Regions from separate parts of the Homo sapiens genome. Here region 1 is linked to region 2. A link is an interaction called in ENCODE POLR2A ChIA-PET data of the cell type or tissue named here. Cell type or tissue: CD4-positive, alpha-beta T cell. All regions are shown on one strand. Links, peaks and the distances in the headings refer to the core of each region. The heading gives the core; the rest is flanking DNA.

What was found. ChIA-PET counts read pairs that join two places held together with the same protein. Peaks named below come from ENCODE experiments on the same cell type or tissue, not always from the same donor. Only the 100,000 strongest peaks of a DNase experiment are listed, where the experiment ranks them.
Region 1: POLR2A ChIA-PET joins it to region 2 with 23 read pairs; 8 of 35 experiments call an interaction of 5 or more read pairs at or near these places.

What each region holds. Positions count from the first base shown.
Region 1 is chr7:149,456,195-149,464,836 of GRCh38, reverse strand. It overlaps ZNF777 (zinc finger protein 777), which reads left to right and starts at 3,775. Exons shown (of 6, transcript NM_015694.3): 1 at 3,775-4,022. RefSeq lists silencers at 3,795-4,134, 4,305-4,374, 4,665-4,744, 4,755-5,114. In CD4-positive, alpha-beta T cell, for the core only: a CTCF peak has its summit at 4,124; a DNase peak (open chromatin) is centred at 4,186; H3K4me3 peaks cover 1,054 bases; H3K27ac peaks cover 448 bases.
Region 2 is chr7:149,281,442-149,290,083 of GRCh38, reverse strand. It overlaps ZNF783 (zinc finger protein 783), which reads right to left. Exons shown (of 6, transcript NM_001195220.2): 6 at 5,096-8,579. The coding sequence ends at 7,741. It also overlaps the pseudogene LOC155060. Among named protein-coding and RNA genes, the nearest start is that of ZNF783, 24 kb to the right of the region's middle. RefSeq lists silencers at 4,474-4,651, 4,752-5,101 and an enhancer at 8,115-8,642. In CD4-positive, alpha-beta T cell, for the core only: a CTCF peak has its summit at 5,070; DNase peaks (open chromatin) are centred at 4,873 and 5,573; H3K4me3 peaks cover 1,756 bases; H3K27ac peaks cover 1,355 bases.

The sequences.
Region 1 (8,642 bases), core at 240-8,239, 170 kb before region 2:
CCTCTCTTGAAGTCTTCTTTTTCTGTGTATAGCGGGGAGGGTGTCAGTGGTGGGCCAGTCCTGAGGTGGTACCTCCTGGTCAGCTCTGTGAGTGACTGTCTCAACTCCTTTTGGCCACATGAAGTTAAAATGCGGGGTTCCTCACATCTTTTGTCCTTAGTATTGAGCCTTAGCCTCAATTCCCAGACACAGGCAAAATGATGCTTGACATCCTGTCACATGATGTTTGCAAGCGATAGACCTAAAACTTGAGGGCACAAAATAGTTCAAAGTAACTCACTGGACAGAAAAAGACATACCAGCAAACATTAACCAAAAGAAAGCTGGAGCATTAATATTACTGGACAAAACAGGCTTTAATGCAAAAAGCATTACTAGGATAAATAAGATCACAATGTTATGAAAAAAATGAGGTTCTATGTTTCTAACAACGTGGACTCAAAATACATAATGCAAAAAACGGCAGAATTACAAAGAAAAAAAGGAAAAATCGCAATGGGAGATTTCTACATACTTCTCTCTGTAATTGATAAACAAAAATTAGGATATAGAAAATTTCAAAAGCATATTCAACTAGTCTTATCCAAATAATTAGAGATTTTGTTCTTTTCAAGTATACATGGAATATTTACAAAAATAGATTGCAAAGCAAATCACAACAAATTCCAAATAACCTATTTTACTCAGGCTACTCTTTAAAACCACAATGCAGTAATCAGAAAGAAATAATAAAATAATATACAAAATGTTTTTAAAAAGAAGAACCATTTACTGAAGAAAATACAAAACACTTTTTGCTAACAATTTAATACTGTTTTTGAAACAATTCCTATTGTGATAAATTCATAACAAAAATCTGCAGCTGATTACACAATATTCAGTATTAATGTGCAAATATATAGTTGGTAATCTTGTGAGGGGAAAATAAACCAAGAGTATACACAATTATAGGAGTAAATTCATATTAAGCATGTCATTTTATGAAATGAAATATGTACTACTGAGAAACACAAAGGACTGAACTACTGAAAATGCAACAGCATGACTGAATCTCAAAAACAGTATGCTGACTAAAGGAACCTACATACAGAAGAGTGTATATGTATGATTCCATTTCTATGAAAAGGCAAAAGTAATCTACCATGGCAGAACACAGATGCATGGATTCATCAGAACTCAAAGACTGAAAAAAAACATAAGGAACTTTCTTCAGTAATGAAATGCTTTATATCTTTTTTTTTTTTTTTTTTTTTTGAGACACTTTTTGCTCTCTTGCCCAGTCTGGAGAGCAGTGGCATGATCTCGGCTCACTGCAACCTCCACCTCCCAGGTTCAAGCAATTCTCCTGCCTCAGCCTCCAGAGTAGCTGGGACTACAGGCGCCCGCCACCATGCCCAGCTAGTTTTTGTATTTTTAGTAGAGATGGGGTTTCACCATGTTGGCCAGGCTGGTCTCGAACTCCTGACCTCAGGTGATCCACCTGCCTCGGCCTCCCAAAGTGCTAGGATTACAGGCATGAGCCACCATGCCCGACTGAAATGTTTTATATCTTGATGGCAGGTATGGAGTACTTAAGTCTTTGCATTTGTCAAAGCTAGAAAAGCCATAAACTTGAAATCTGTGCATTACACTGCATATAAATAATACTTTAAATAATTTTAATGTTTGTGCAACACTTACCATGAAACATGTTAAAAGACAGGCTGGGAGAAGATATTTGCCATCTGCCCATCTAACAAGGTATTGTGGAGATTATATACATAAACATAAAATGTATGCTAACAACAGTATAAAAGATGGTAGGGATAACCTGTTGTAAGGTTATCACACCATATGTGAAGTGGCATAATTTATGTAGACTGTTAGAAAATTAAAGATGTATATTGTAAAACTGAGGACAACCATTTAAAATTATATGTAACTAGTAAGAGAATGGTGAAAAATAGAAATTACTAAGAAATAGAATACTAATATAAAAATAGAATTAAAAAAAAAAACCTCAACCTCAAAGCAGGCAGTTGGGGAGAGAGAGAGAGAGAGAGAGAGGTATCACTGAACACCTGGAACACACAGAAAATAACTAGTAAGATGGTAGATTTAAATGCAATCGTATTAGTAATCACATTAAATGTTTGGTGATATGATTAAGATCCAGAATAGATTTTTAATGAAATACCTATAAGCCAATAAGAAAAAGATCTCACAACAGAAACATTGGCAAATGATATGAAGAGGAAATTCACAGAGGAAGAAACCAAATGTCAGTAAACATGAAAAGATGTCCAACTTCATTAATCAGGGAAATACAAATACAAATTAAAATAATGAGCTACCATTTCACAGTCATCATGTCGGCAAACGTTCTGAGTCCATTATCAGTAAGTATGAGCCAGGATGGGGAAAGAGAAAATCACACGATAGTGGGTGTGTAAGTAGGCACCATCCCTTCAGTGAGCAGTTCGGGAAGCCGGGGAAAGATGAAGGTGCTCTTGCCATCCAGAGTCCCATGTCTAGGCGTCTCTAGAGACGCACTTTAGCAGTGCACAATGAGACATGCATGCAGATGTCGCTGGCAGCAGGTTTGTTCTCATTCCTCTAGGGGGAATGGAACGTAAACTGTAGTTTATGTATTCAATGAAATACTATATTGTGGGTAAAATGAATGAACCAGATATTCTTGTTTAAACATGTCTGTATCTCAAAAACAAAATGACCCATGGAAAAAAGCAAGTTGCAACAGGATAGGGACTGGATAATATCATTCACATAAAATGTAAAAATACCAAAACCAGTAGTGTGCATTGTTTACGAATGCACACATGTTAGTTAATGCATAAAGACCTGGGTGAGAACTCTAGCCTCCGGGAAGGGAGGGGACAGGATGCATAGCTCTGGCCTTACCTCTATCTGTAACTTTCCTTTTTTTTGTTTTTTGAGACGGAGTCTTGATCTGTCCCCTAGGCTGGAGTGCAGTGGGGCGATCTCGGCTCACTGCAACCTCTGCCTCCCGGGTTCAAGAGATTCTCCTGCCTCAGCCTCCCAAGTAGCTGGGACTACAGGGCCGCGCCACCACGTCCAGCTAATTTTGGTATTTTTAGTAGAGACAGGGTTTCATCACGTTAGCCAGGTTGGTCTCGATCTCTTGACCTCGTGATCTGCCCACCTCAGCCTCCCAAAGTGCTGGGATTACAGGCATGAGCCACCACGTCTGGCCATAACTTTCCATTATCTGAGCTGCCAGCATACTGAGTCCTGTTGCCTTCCAAGACCAGCTCCACTCCTGGGGTTCCATTAGGTAAACACAATGTCCTCTGCTCCCCCCCGCCGTCTTCCCTCACTTAAGTTAGTTCCAGTTGGGCTTCATCGCTAGTAACCAGGACGCCTGCCTATAGTTTCTTCTTTTTTTTTCCTTTTCAATTCATCCCCAGTTCTCGCCACCTCGTAGGTATTCAATTAATACATGTTTAAGTGGACCTGTCCAGGAAGGGGAGTTCTCAACTCTAAGCTCCTGCATTTCTTTTGGGACTTCTCATGGTTACAAAGAGCATTCATTCATACTGTGACTGAGGGTAAACAAGTCGCTGCCCACTCGGCCTCAGTTTCCTCCTAAATGACCCGTCTGGCCACTTCCAGCCCCAGCAGGGTCTGATTCTAGGAATTCGGTCCTTTCATGTCGAAAACAACACTCGGGCATTTCACAAAAGCACCCAACCCCCTGGCTCCCCTTGGAAGCACAGCCCGCGTCCCTGGAACCCGGGCTGCACTGAGCTGGTCACATGAACTCCGGGCTTTCTCTGGTGTGACGGGTTTCTTAGATCCCTTTGTGAGCGCAGGTTTTGAAAGGGAACGACCCCGGGTTCTGGGTGTGAGAGGCGCAGGGGATCGGCGGGAGGAAGGCTGTCGGAGCCAATCAAGCCGCCTCCAGACCCCAGCACGTCGCCTGGGCTGCGCGCTCCGACTGCGCCTCCGCCCGCGCGCCTCCCGGCCTCGCCCGAGGGTGCCTGGGCAGGCGAGGACCCCAGGTGAGAGGCCGGAGGGTCCTGGAGGGTGGGAGGCCCCGGCGGTTCGGCCCGGGCTCCACGACGGGCTGGCCCGGGCTCAGGGCGTGTCCGTCGCCGCCGGGCGGCTCGCTCGACACTGTTCGCTCCTACCGGCTGTAGATGGAGCTGTCTGGGTTCCGGCAGCCTCCGACGAGCCTCGGAGTGTTTCTCTTTAAACGGCCTGAGAGGGACATGCCTCCCAGGATGCAGTTTGTAGCAACATGGCAGCTGCTGTGCAGCTCCCCTGCTAAAGAGGCGCCGGGACGGCAGCGCAGCTCGCAGCCGGGGCCGGGGCCGGAGCTGGGGTCCCAGCCGCGGCCGCAGAGGGGCGGCGCGCGGGCCGGGGGCCGCCGTTGAGGGCCGGGGCCCAGCTCGCCGCCGGGACGCAGCCGGCCGGGCCGCCCGCACAGCCGCGCGCCCAGCTCCGACGCCGCCGCTCGGGCTCCGCGACCCCGCGCCCGCTCGCCCCGCGCGCCCCGAGCAGGCCGGGGCCCGACGGCCGCGCGCGAGCCCCGGCGGGGAAGACAGGGCTGGGCCGGCGCCGCCTGCGGAGAGCGCCGGGCGGCCGGGCCTGCGTGGGGCCGCGCGCAGTAGCGGCGGCGGCAGTAGCGGCGGCGACTCCGGGGGCCCGGGCCGGACAGCGCAGGGCCATGGCCGAGGCGGCCCCGGCTCCTGTGAGGGCGGCCCGCGCGCGCACGGACGCGCGGCCTCGGGGCCCCGGGGACGGCCTGCGTGTCCCGGGCTCGGCGGCCCGGCCTGGGATCTCGGTAAGGGGCAGAAACGCTACGACGTTGGCGCGGGGGGTGGGGGCGCCCTGGAGGGGGCCCGCGCGTCTTGACCCGGGCGGTGGGGGAGGGCTACGGGCCTCGCCGCCGTCCGTGCGAGGGAGGCTGCTCTCACGCCCGGCCCGGCACACACGCGGCCCCGAGGTGGGGCGCCCGGAGGCGCGCTCGCTCCCTGCGGGGCCCGCGCTGCGTCCGTCGGGGTAGCCGCCGGCACGTTTTCCGCAGAGCTCGGCCCCGCGGAGCCTTCCCCGGCCCGGGCGCGGCGCTGACGCGGCTCTCCCATTTCGCAGAACGGAGACACTGAGGCACAGACACCTGGCGGCGACCCGCCCTGCCGGCCCCAAGGTCACGTAGCAAGGCATCCGTGGCACGGTGCGGCAGCCCCAGAAAGGCCTGCCCAGAGGGCTGCGGGCCTGGACGGGGAGGGGGTGGCTCTGGCGGCGGCCGCCCCTGGGTGAGGGGCTGGGCCGCCCTGGCAGCGGACGCGGCCCGTCGGGGGCGGCGGGGGAGGCCGGGCAGCGCCCAGCTGGGCATCTCCGCGGTGGGAGCAGGTGACCCTCTGAGCTCCAGCCTCTGCCTCCGGCCTCTGCGTCTGGAAGGTCGTAGGCTAAACTTTGAGTGCCCTGACAGATGGTGTCTGGGGAGTAAGCTTCTCAGGGGTTGGGGGCTGATGTTCCTCTTCAGGAAGACACTCTTAAAAAATCATCCCTCAGATCCTCCCGCAGACCTGCTCTTTGAGACGCCCTGGCCGTGCTAGTGAGAGGATTACTGCATGGGAGTCAGTGCCTTTGAGCCTCAGTTTCCTATTGTGTACACAGGAAGGAGGCAGGATATATAGCTTTCTAAAAAGCATCCCAATTCTTTAATCAAAAAAAAACTCATGAGAAAATAAAATCAAACGAAGATGTTTACATGCCTTACTCTGGGCTCAGGCCTTCGGGGCCCTTGAATGGTATATAATGCTGGGTGAACCATACTGGGTCATTCAAAAAAATGCCATGACTTTCTTAATAAGTCAGATACTGTGGTTATGGATGCTTCTGCTAATGTGGCATGAATCCTGGAGAATCCATCCACTCCTGATCCGTCGGGGAAGGAGGGACCGTTAAATCCTACAAATATGGTTCAGAAGAATTCTCCCTCCAACCCCCTACCAGGAATTTGAGAATTTGAGCTTATTCGTTTTAGGTATATTTACAGCTCCCTCCCTCTCTTTGGTCATTTCTTTCTGCTTAGGGTAAGATAAGCGGCAGGTTTACCGGGATGGATTAAATTATAGCAAAGGGCTTTTATTTGGGAGGCGAGGGAGGGAACACCCTCCTGTGGCCCCTCTACAGTCCTCCAAATCCGGAAATGGAGAGAGACAGTCTAATAATAGCAAAGAAATAGTATTTTCCTTTGAGCTCTGATTTGTCTAGCTGGTAAAGATGCCTTGGTCTGCTGGCTCTGTTTACTATACTGGAGGGTTTTGTTTTGTTTTGTTTTGTTTTGTTTTGTTTTGTTTTGTTTCATTGTTTCAGTTAAACCTCTGCATTACTCAGAGAGACTAACTTGCTCCCCAGGGATTTTTTCCTCTTCTTCTTTCTAGTGCTAGGCAGATACCCTAATCTCCCTCTAAGGCAAGGGCTGTAATGTGCCTATTGTGTTGCGTTAGGCAGTCACTTTCCCTGAGAGCCAGGCGCCTAGCCTCCAGGGCCCCCAGCGCTTCCTTCACAGGGAATGAAGAGTTCAGAGGTGGCTTAGCTGTTGATGAGCCTGCAGGTTTAGGGGTCTGTGAGCTCCTTGAAGATGTCTGCAAAATTCTGTGTATGTGCCCTTTTGTCTTTTTTGAGGACAAGAACCCAAAACTTTCATTAGGTTTTCAAAGAGGTCCCTGACCCCAACTTAAATGATAATATCTCTAAAGGCAAGGCCTTCCTCCCCACCTCTCCCAACCCTATCAAACCTGCCACAGGTCTTTGTGTATAAATAATATCCAGGCCTCGGGATTTTAGAGGTAAAAAGGATTCAGAGCACACACCTGCCTGGCCAGCTGCCTCAGTTGACAGTTAAGGCCTCAAGGTAGCCTGCAGGCTGTGGAACCAGACCACTGGGTGACCTGGGGCAAGTTGCTTAGTCTCTCCTGTCCCCAGTGTCTTCCTGTACTAAGTATGGATAGTAACTCTAGTAGTACCTGTTTCATAGATTTTGTGAGGATTAAATGAGATAATCCTTTAAAATGCTTAACACAGCTCATGGCACATAATAAATGCTGGATAATTGTTAGCCATTCTCAGCTGATTAGCGCTCATGTCTGGTTCGCGGCAGAGGCTATTAGACGATACTATCTCAAAAACCTTTTGTGAATAGGATCTTGAATATTCAATCCGTGGCTTAAAAGTGTGATGCTGTCACAGTTAAGTCACCTATAAATGAACCAATAAAAGAAAAAAGCTGTAGAAGATATGGAATTGCTTTAGATAAGTCTCTGATAGGTGACTAAAGGAACGTCATTGTTTATCCTAATAATTTTTTTGTAACTCAACAATTTACTCTTCAGCCGGCATTTATCAAACACATACTATATGTCAGACTGAACACTGGGGCTATGCCAATTTTCAACGGAAGAAAATTGAAATTTTAATTAAAGACCACTTGGATATAGAGCATAGTGACTGAGCAGATTGACTGAAGGAAGATGATGAGGGAGTGGACAGAAATTGTTACAGGAGAAATTGTGTTAGGTTCCAATAAAGATACTGATGATCTAGGTAAATACATAACTAGTTACTCACAGAAGATCGTGGCTTCGCCTCCCCAGTGATTCAGGAATTCTCTCGATGTGAGTATGGCAGGGTGAGGAACAAGGAGAGCGTGGGTCATTGAGATCCCAGAAGGACTCCAAGTCTTTATGTTGGTCTAGTCCCCCCAAATCTGGATACAAGTCACCAGTCCAGCTGACTTCTGCTCTACTTCCCCATCCTTCCAGGCCTCACTACTTCCTCATTCCCCATGTCGGAAACCCCAGGGTGGAACCCAGACCACCTGAGCACACCTGCTGCAATGGACTGCTGCCCACTCCTAGGAGTGGTTGAATTGCCTGCCTTCACCTGCCTCGATGTCTCGCTCTGCTTATAGCAGAAGCCAGGCCAGAATACCCAGAAGCCCGTTCAGCCTCTACAGCAGGGGCCGGGCACATAGAAGATGTTTCCAAGTCAAACATACATATACCATACTGACTCATTGATATGAGTCTGCAATGCAACTGTTATCAAAGAGTAAGAGTCTGGGAAACTTCAGATAATGTCATGTCCTCACTTTTGGACCAAGCGAAGGAAGGAACCCAGGGCACCACAAAGGCCTAATGCTGGTAGAAGTGGTGGTGGCTGGATGCCAAGTCCACCTTCCAGTTAAGAACATTAACAGTTCTGGCCCCTGCTGGTGAGCCCCCCACCCCTGCTGGGAGATGTGGGATAGTAAGTGCTTGGCTTTTACAAAATTCTGCTCTTTTGTTTCTCAAAGTTTTATGTTCAGTGCTTCAACAACTCAGGTAGTGTGTGTGTCAGATATTATTATCCTCGTTTTATGGATGAGGACACAGGACACTAAGAACAGAGAGGTCAAACGACCGATCCAGAGTGACACAGGTGGCAATAGGTGTAGACAGGGCCAAAAGCTCTAACAGGAGTCCAGCACCCTTCCGCTCTCCCACACTGCTGTTCGTAAGGTACCCGTGCAATGTATGTTGTGAAAAAGGAGATGGCTCTGTGAGAAACAAAAGGTAGCATAATCATCTTTCATTTGCGGTTCATAATAGTGGTATAATTGATGTCTAAAT
Region 2 (8,642 bases), core at 452-8,451:
CAGATGCAGGTGGAGAGGCCCAGGCCCACACCCTGAGGGACTCACCAGTGCCCGGGCTCTGGCCCCTCTCCGCACTGGGCAGGCTGCAGTTGCCTGCCTGTCTCCTTTCTCCACTGGTGCCAGATCTGGCTTGGTGGTGGCCTGGCCTGTGGGGAGGAAAAGGGCAGTGGCAGGGCTGTCCTCTGCAGGCCTGGAAAGGGAGGGTGTTCTGCTAGGCTTGGAGCAGCCTCTTCAAGGCGTGTGTTGAGGGGCATGGAGAGTAGGGTGGGCAAGGCCTCTCAGTTTTCGTGGGCTAGAAGTGAGTGCCATGAGGCCAAGAGGAAGGGTTCCCATCCACTGCCCACATAGACAAGTCACCTAGTCCAGACAGATGAGGAAACTGAGGCCCAAGAGTGGGTCTGGCCATCCATGGCAGTCAGGCTCAGGCTTCCTGCTGCCCTTCCTTCCACGTGCTTCTCCTTCCTCGCCTGAGGCCGGACAGCCTCCTCACCCTGCCTCCCACAGCACACTGGGACCCTTTTCTGAAGGAGGAACCTCTGCAGCCAGGCAAAGAGAGGGAAGGCACTGTGTTCTGGGCCTCAGCCTCCCAACAAGGGGAGAGACTGGACAAAAAGCCAACTGCTCACCTGCCCAAAGCAGTGAGAATTCCAGGTTCACGCAGGAGAGCTTCGGAGTGGGGTAGCTACAAAAACCCAGGTCTGATCAAGTCTCACACGAAGACGCACACCTGCCTGAAGGAGCGAACTTCCCAGGCCTGGCCCTGATTTTCTGGACCTGGGGCATCCTTAAAAGCAGGCCTGGCCAAGCCTGGTGGCTCACTCCTGTAATCCCAGCACTTTAGGAGACCGAGACGGGAGGATCGCCTGAGGTTGGGAGTTCGCGGCCAGCCTGACCAACATAGAGAAACCCCGTCTCTACTAAAAATATAAAATGAGCCGGGTGTGGTGGCCCATGCCTGTAGTCCCAGCTACTCAGGAAACTGAGGCAGGAGAATCACTTGAACCCGGGAGGCGGAGGGTGTGGTGACTGAGATCACGCCATTGCACTCCAGCCTGGGAAACAAGAGCAAAACTCCGTCTCAAAAAAAAAAAAAAAAAAAGCAGGCCTACAATTCATCCTTCTTTGCTCAGCAGGAATCTCCTGAGAACTCAGTGTGCAGAGTGCAGCGTGGGAGTCCTAGAGATGCAGATGTAAACCAGGGGAGGCCCCAGCTCCCCAGGAGCAGATAGGCTGGTGAGCCACAGGTGTGCACGCAGGAGCTGCCTCTGGCACCACGCGAAGGGCAGGACAGCGAGGAGCAGATTCCAGTTTATTTACTCCAAGAAATCTGGAACAAGTCACATAACCTCTGCATTTCATTACATAAAACTTCAAAATGAGAATGACAGATACCTTCTACCTGCCTGAAGACAGAGGGCTGAAGAAATGATCTCCACATGCTTCCTGCTCTGAGATTCAGGAGTCTCATGTGATTGAATAAAGGAGTAAAACCAAGGTGTGGAGGCCCCCAGAGGCCAGCCTCTCACCCAGGAAGCTCAGGGTGTCGCAGCTCCCCTTCACAACACATTTGCAGAACTCCTTCTATGAGTCCTCCAGGCCGCCACCCTGCTGCTCTGAGAAATACCCGACCGTGTCTTCAGGAGTCACAGGCACCTGGAAGTACAAGTTGCCTGCACCCACCATGAATAACAACCATTTCACGGAGCAGCCAAAACCAACTCGTCCCCTCTCCCTTCCCCCGAAGCAGAGGGCATCGCAGGCCAAACTACTAAGCAAATGCAAACTCAACTCCATCACACTGCCTTCAGCTAAAGGGCAGAACCAGTGACTAATGGGATCTAGGATCGGGGCTCCTGGGTTCTCCCCTCTCCCAGGCACACATATCTCCTACTTGTGCCAGTCCTCACTCTCAGAGACCATGTACAACCACTGCTGCACAACCATATCTCTCCCAACAAACCCCATTCCATCTTCCAAAGCAGACATTTTTCTGTGTCACAATTTTCTTCTGACATTTTTCAAGCCCTTTAAAGTCAACTAGTGACTGCCTTGGACGCCCAGAGGTCAGGCTTCAGCAGCCAAGGGTATGCTGCTGTGGCGACGCTATGCATATGGCCACCCTACAGAGTCCAGGCAGGGCCTCTCCTCCTACACCCAGCTCCTGTACCTTGGGGGCCTCCCCCTTGCTGCCCGGGGGCAACTGCAGGATCCAGAAGTTCCTGTTGCACAGCAGGTTCTCCACGTTCCCCAGCCACCTCTGCAGCAGCCCGTACTCCTGCAGCAGGGTCCCCAGCACGGCCCACTTGCCTCCAGCTGGTTCCCGAACTCCACAGCCACCTTCTCGCAGTCAGCCAGCTTCTTCTTGGCTGTCCACATGCATCCCTCCAGGCTCTGTAGCCAGGCAGCCTGGGGTTCCATCTTCTTCTCCACCACCTGAACAGCAGCCACGATAGCCGGAAGGGAGATCTCTGCAGATCAGATCTGGGCCTCTCCCTGGAGGTCAGTCCGCAATGCCAGTCCTGCAACCAGACACAAGTTCGCAAGTCAGCCACCAGAAGGAGAGCAGCCCAGAGCCATTCCCAAATACAGGAAGGTCAGGATTCTCCGGAATGGGGGAGACGTCTTCTGAGTGCCAGGCGGCCTCACTGGTCAGACCCCCAAACAGACCCCACCTAATAGTCAAAGACAGCAGACACTGGACCGCACAAAGCCCCCACGAGAAGAATCCTGAACCAAGAGCCGGGGCAACGGAAAATGACATAACTAACATTACCATCATAAATGAACAGAGAGTGGATCCCAGCTCTACCACTCACTGGCTCTATTTACTCAGCCAATTACTCAACCAACTAGGGAACACGGCCAGCAGCAGGAGCCAAGAAATGGTGAGAAGCCCAAGTCCAGAACACCTGCCAGGGGACCTGGGGTCCAGTGCACACACACCCAGGCAGCAATCTGACTCCTCACCTTCTTCTAGAACAAGCCCACACCCCTTAGTGGGCTCAAGGGGAGAAAGGCCTGTTGTTCTGCCTTGGTGATTTCTAAGGCCCATCCACCCTGACATCTACTGGTGTGACTTCCTGCCCCGCCTGATACCACATCCCCATGATCCAGGTGCCTTGTCAACCAGCCCCAGGGTGGTCTCCACCCTCCTAGCTGCCAGGCAACAGGGGCCAGAGAAAGTTGAAAGCAGAAAAGGAAAGAACAAAGAAACATTACAAGGAATACCCTGTTCACAGGAGGTGGAAAATATATTGTGTATTGCTAGAAATAAAATTTAAAATCCAGGAATGCCTCAGCAGGGAACAGTTGAGGTATAAAGGGAGTGCTCCTGGAAATGGAACTCACCTAGAACTTGACTCAGTGCCTCTCCTGCCATCTGAATCCTGCACAACCTGAGGTCAAGCCACATTACTTATCCAAGGTTCTGTTTTCTCACTTATGGGGACATCCTAACTTCCTTCACTCCTAAGGTGGCTGTGTGGATGAAATGCACTGAAGATATGAAAAAGCACTCATGGTGTATGACATTAGCACCTGTTATATTCTTAAAAACAAATATAAAGGCTATGGACCAGTGATCTGAATGTGTTATGAACCAAAGACTGTGATTAATCCAATTCTGTGCAACTGAGTTTCTCAGAGACCTCCCCAATAAACGTACTCAGCAAAGCGTCCCACACATACCAGGTACCAGACACCAGATACCTGGCCCTTTCCTTCCCCACACAGCATGGCTATTCATCCTCAAGTCTGGCCTCTGTCTGATACAATGAAGTGGAGCTCAGAGGAGGCAGCACCGTCTTCACAGATTAGGGGCAAACATCCTCACCTCCCTGCAATGCCCTGCCACAAATGTGCCACCCGGGAATGGATCCAAAACCACTGCAAAGCTATTTATACTAGGAGATGGCCCCTCTACCTTTAAAAACCTATGAAAATCTCAACAGTTCTTATGCAGGCCAGCAATGGCCTAGGTCAAGCCTGAGCCTGAAGCCCCTAACCAAAAGTCCTCACAATGCAGATCCCCTCAGCAGCAGCCAGAAGGACTTGTCAGGGAATTTTAGAAAGAGTGGGCAGGCATCAGAATCCTCCTGACTGGAATCAGAGCTCAAGTCTAGAGCCCACCTCACAGCCAGGAGCCAGACTCTGGCTCCAGCAGACTGCAGCGGACATCCCTCCCCAGGCCATGGCACTGGTCTCAGCTTGGAGGGAGGGGTGGATCTTTGAGATGGTCGACTTGGGGGCGGTGCCAAAAGGCGGGTCCAGAAAGAGGAATCTTGGAGAGTCTGGAATGAAGACGTCCACAGTCCACTGTCCCCCCAGAGCCGGGTCCAGTGGATATCAGGGCTGGAGGGAACCTCCAAATCTTGTGTTTGCCAATCACCTTATTCCACAGGCAAGGAAACGGAGAGCGAGAAGGGCGTTTATCGTGTGGCCTTAGGAGTCCTTGTCCTCCTCCTGCCACCCGGGCTGAGCCCTCCCCAGTTCCAGGAGGTCGCCGGAGATGGTGGGGGGTGGAACATCCTCCTGGCGAATTCAGGACTCGGCTCCACGTCCCCAAGCCTCCATGAGGGTCGCCCTTACCGGAGGCGCAGCCGCCTCGGCCATGGCCCTGTGCTGGCCGGCCTGGGCAGGGAGTAGCCGCTGCCGTTACGCGCGGCCCCACACAAGCCCGGCTGCGCAGTCCTCTCCGCAGACGGCGTCAGCCCTGCTTTCCCCGCACGGACCGAGCTCGCGGGGCCGCCGGGGCTCGGGACACGCGGAAAACGCGTCAGCGCGGCAGCTGTGCAGAGACTCAACGGGTTGCGACCGGGTGGACCCCGCCCACATCCCGAAGCCAGATCCCCATTGGCCGGTGGTGGAAGCTCCGCCCCCCACTTGGCTGGCGCCTCCGACCCAGTGCCAGCTTTTCATTGGCCAACCCGGGAGGCCCCGCCCCCACAGCGTGCGCCGGGCCTTTGTGCACGCCCGACAGGTGCGAGCGCCCGCCCCGGGCTGGTGCCCAACAGCCCGCAGGTGTCGCCAGCTGCCACCGCCCCGCACGGCCACTCACCTCCCAGAGAGCAGAAACCAGATCAAGCGCACGCACTCGTTTATGCCAACAACTTTATTGAGCACCAATTAGGGCAAGGGACTACCACCTTCACAGTTCTCTTGGGCTTATTAACGTCGTGGCCCACTCATTTATTTCACAAATGAGGAAACCGAGGACCCTGCTGGGAGAGTTTGGGGCCCAACCAGGGCTCCCACTGAGTCTGGGGCACCCTCAGCTCCTGCACCACAAAGCTTCGGTTGACTTGTTTCAATGTAAAGAACGTTACTTAAACAGGTCTGAGTGCTAGGCAAACTCACAAGACCTAGCTCAAAGTTTGAGCACATTGGTATGAAAAAAAGAAAAAAGGAGAATCAGCACCTTGTGATATTTAAGCAGGGGCATTTGGCATTAGCCAACCAAGCCCAGAAAGTCGGCAAAATTCTTAGCCTGAGGCATCCCCAGAACACCTGAGACTAGCTCCTGCAGCTGAGGGTTAAACTCGTGCACCTGCACTTGCACCACATCCTGTCTGAGCTCTTGCTGACAGCCCGTCTCTGGTTTGTGAAGCTCCTGGCAAGGGTGGGGGGACTCCAGAGCAGACAAGCAGGATCCACAGCACAGAAGGGCAGTGCCTCTTCCCAAACCCAAGGGAGCCTGGCTGAACTGTCACTGACTTGTATACTCACTCTCCTCCCAGAGATGACAGCAATGCTACCATTGGCCCCCAACTCTGCTCAAGACTTTGGAAGAAGTGTGAGGGTCAGAAGGGCAAGGAAATGGCACATCCAGGGACCAAGACCCCCAGAAGCAGCCCTGAAGCGTGGTCACAGTGCCAGACAAGGCGGTAAAAAACAAGGATAGCTGGGGTCCCATCACTCCAGCTTCAGAGTCACCCACACCAAGGCTGCTCTACAGACAGCGTCCGCAGTGGTGTGATGAGAGACACCAGAAGCCAGCTGACCTCCAGACTGCCCCATGAGGCAGTCTGAACTGAGGCAGTCTGAACTTCTACAGTCCGAATCTCATGCTTTGGTAAGAATTTGTTCACCAAAATACAAAGGACTCCTGGGGAACAGAGCCCCATGGGCGACTCTTTCACTGAACCCAGTGGAACTGCCACTCACTCCAGAAGATAAAGGTCCTTCCTGAGGGATTCTGACAGGAAAAAAAGGCTGGAATGGAGTAGAAAGGAGGCCCTGAATTTGAAAGGAAGCACAAAGCTAGGCTTCATATTTGTCCCAGTGCCTGTTACTTTGACCCTGACAACTCTGAGGTAGGACACACTGGGGCCATGACCCCTTTGACAGAAGAGGAACATGAGACTAGCTGTGACTAAAGGATTCACCCAGATCTCCTAGCCCAACTCTGCCCCAGAGCCCAAAGTGCTCAAGGGAGAACTCCTTTGAGAGGAGACTGCCCCGCCTTTAATGTGAAAAGCAGGCCTGGAGGCCCAGGGTGGACGTGGTCCTCAGCCAGACCAAGGGCCTCCTCTAGTGGAGGGGCTTCCTGGGCTCTCTCTGCACTGCCCCTCAGGGTGCTTTCTGGGGTCCAGTCAATGGATCTTACACACCCATGAACACTGAGCCCTTGGGGAGACGTGTCCAGGCTTCAGTTTCCCCTCCCAGCTGACAACAAAAGTAAATAATGGATGTGACTATCCTGTGGGGAAGGACTAGGAATACTGGGAGTCACTCTGGGCCAAGAAACACACACATGGGGAGACACTGTGCCTCCAAGACAGCAGCCAAGACATCCCCATCAAAACCCACAGGCTGGGCCAAGAGTGGTGGCTCACGCCTGTAATCCCAGCACTTCAGGAGGCCGAGGTGTGCGGGTCACCTAACATCAGGAGTTCGAGACCAGTCTGGACAACATGATGAAACCCTGTCTCTACTAAAAATACAAAAATTAGCCGGGAGTGGTGGTGGGCGCCTGTAATCCCAGCTACTCAGGAGGCTGAGGCAGGAGAATCACCTGAACCCGAGAGGCGGAGGTTGCAGTGAGCGGAGATTGTACCATTGCACTCCAGCCTGGGCAACAAGAGTGAAACTCCATCTTAAAAAAACAACAACAACAACAAAAAAAAAACCAAAAGACCCACAGGCTGGTGGACGTAGCTCCCCTTTCAGCTCTGCGAGCCTCACATGGAAAAGCCGACTCTTTCCGACTTTGCAAAAGGCAAAGTTCCATTAACAACTACACACATTTACAAAAGTATTTCAAAGTCTCTATAAGAAGGGAAAAAAATTTCAAAATAGCAAAGTAGAAAACTTTCCAGGGCCCTTTCTTCAAGTCAGGCCATCCATCCACTCCACTCCACTGTTTCTCATGGTGACAGCAGGCAGGAGATCTCTGCACAAAACAAAAATCCCAGGTCCCCGATGTCTCTATCGCCCCCATACTGGAAGGGCCATGATCTCTGGTCCTCTTGGCTGTGGTACCTACCAGAGGCCTTATCAAAAATATGGCATCCCTTAAGCCTTAAGGCATCTTTTAGAAGTCAGGAATGCAGAAAAGGCAGCGAAGAGTGCAAACAGGAAACAGAAAGCACCCGGTCACACACAATGTCACCAGAAGGGCAGCTAGCTTCCCATTTGAATGGGTAAAAACAACAAACCTCTCTCCATCCCAGGAAAAGGAAGAACCTGCGTCAGGCACAGGGGAGAGACCCCGCCAGGGGTCCTCTGTGGGCTCCTGCCAGGTCAGCCCTCCTCCTTCCGGCTGGGCCAGGGCAGGGGCAGGCTCCCGTGGCGGGCGGGGGCGGCAGGGAAGTGTGGGCCCACCTGGCCTCGGGCGTGGGTCTGCATGTGCACGGCCAGGTGGTGGTTGCGGTTGAAGGTCCGGCCACACTGGGGGCACTGGTAGGGCCGCTCACCGGTGTGGATGCGCTGGTGCCGGAAGAGGTCCGAGGGCCGGCGGAAGGCCTTGCCGCAGTAGGGGCAGGCGGGCCAGCCCTGGCCATTGCCGGTGTGCAGGCGCTGGTGCAGCAGCAGGCTCTTGCGCTGCTGGAAGAAGCGCAGGCACTCGCTGCAGTGGTACATCTTGCTGGCTGCAGGCCGCCGCCCCACCAAGGCACGGCCCCCTGCCACGGAGCGGCGACCCTCAGGCTCCTCGGGGAGCCAGCGGATGACAGGGCCGGGTACCACCACCTCCCCCGGCTCCAGCATGGCCTGGCTGTCCCCGCAGCTGGTGGGCGAGCGGCCGGGGGCCTCCTGCCGCCCCTCCTCCACATGGGTCCGCTGATGAATCGTCAGATTGATCTTCAGGCGGAAGCTCTGCCCGCAGTCGGGGCAGGGGAATGCCCGCTGCCGCCTGCGGGAGAGGACTCGGGGCGTCTCCCCACTGGCCCCCGGTGGCCGTGGCTCCCCTGCCCGCACCCTGGGCATGCCCTGGGCCTGATGACGGCTGGGGCCCCCAGGCCTGTTCCTGGGCCCTCGGGGGATTCTACACTCGGTCTGGCCTCGGGACACCCCCAGAAAGAGCCGCTCAGGCGTCATCTCGTCTTCAGACTGTGCCTCTGTCTTGATGGCCACACCACCACCTGGCAAAGGAGTCTATGTTGGTTTCCAAGTGGACCTCACCACCCTGTCCCCCAGGTCACTCG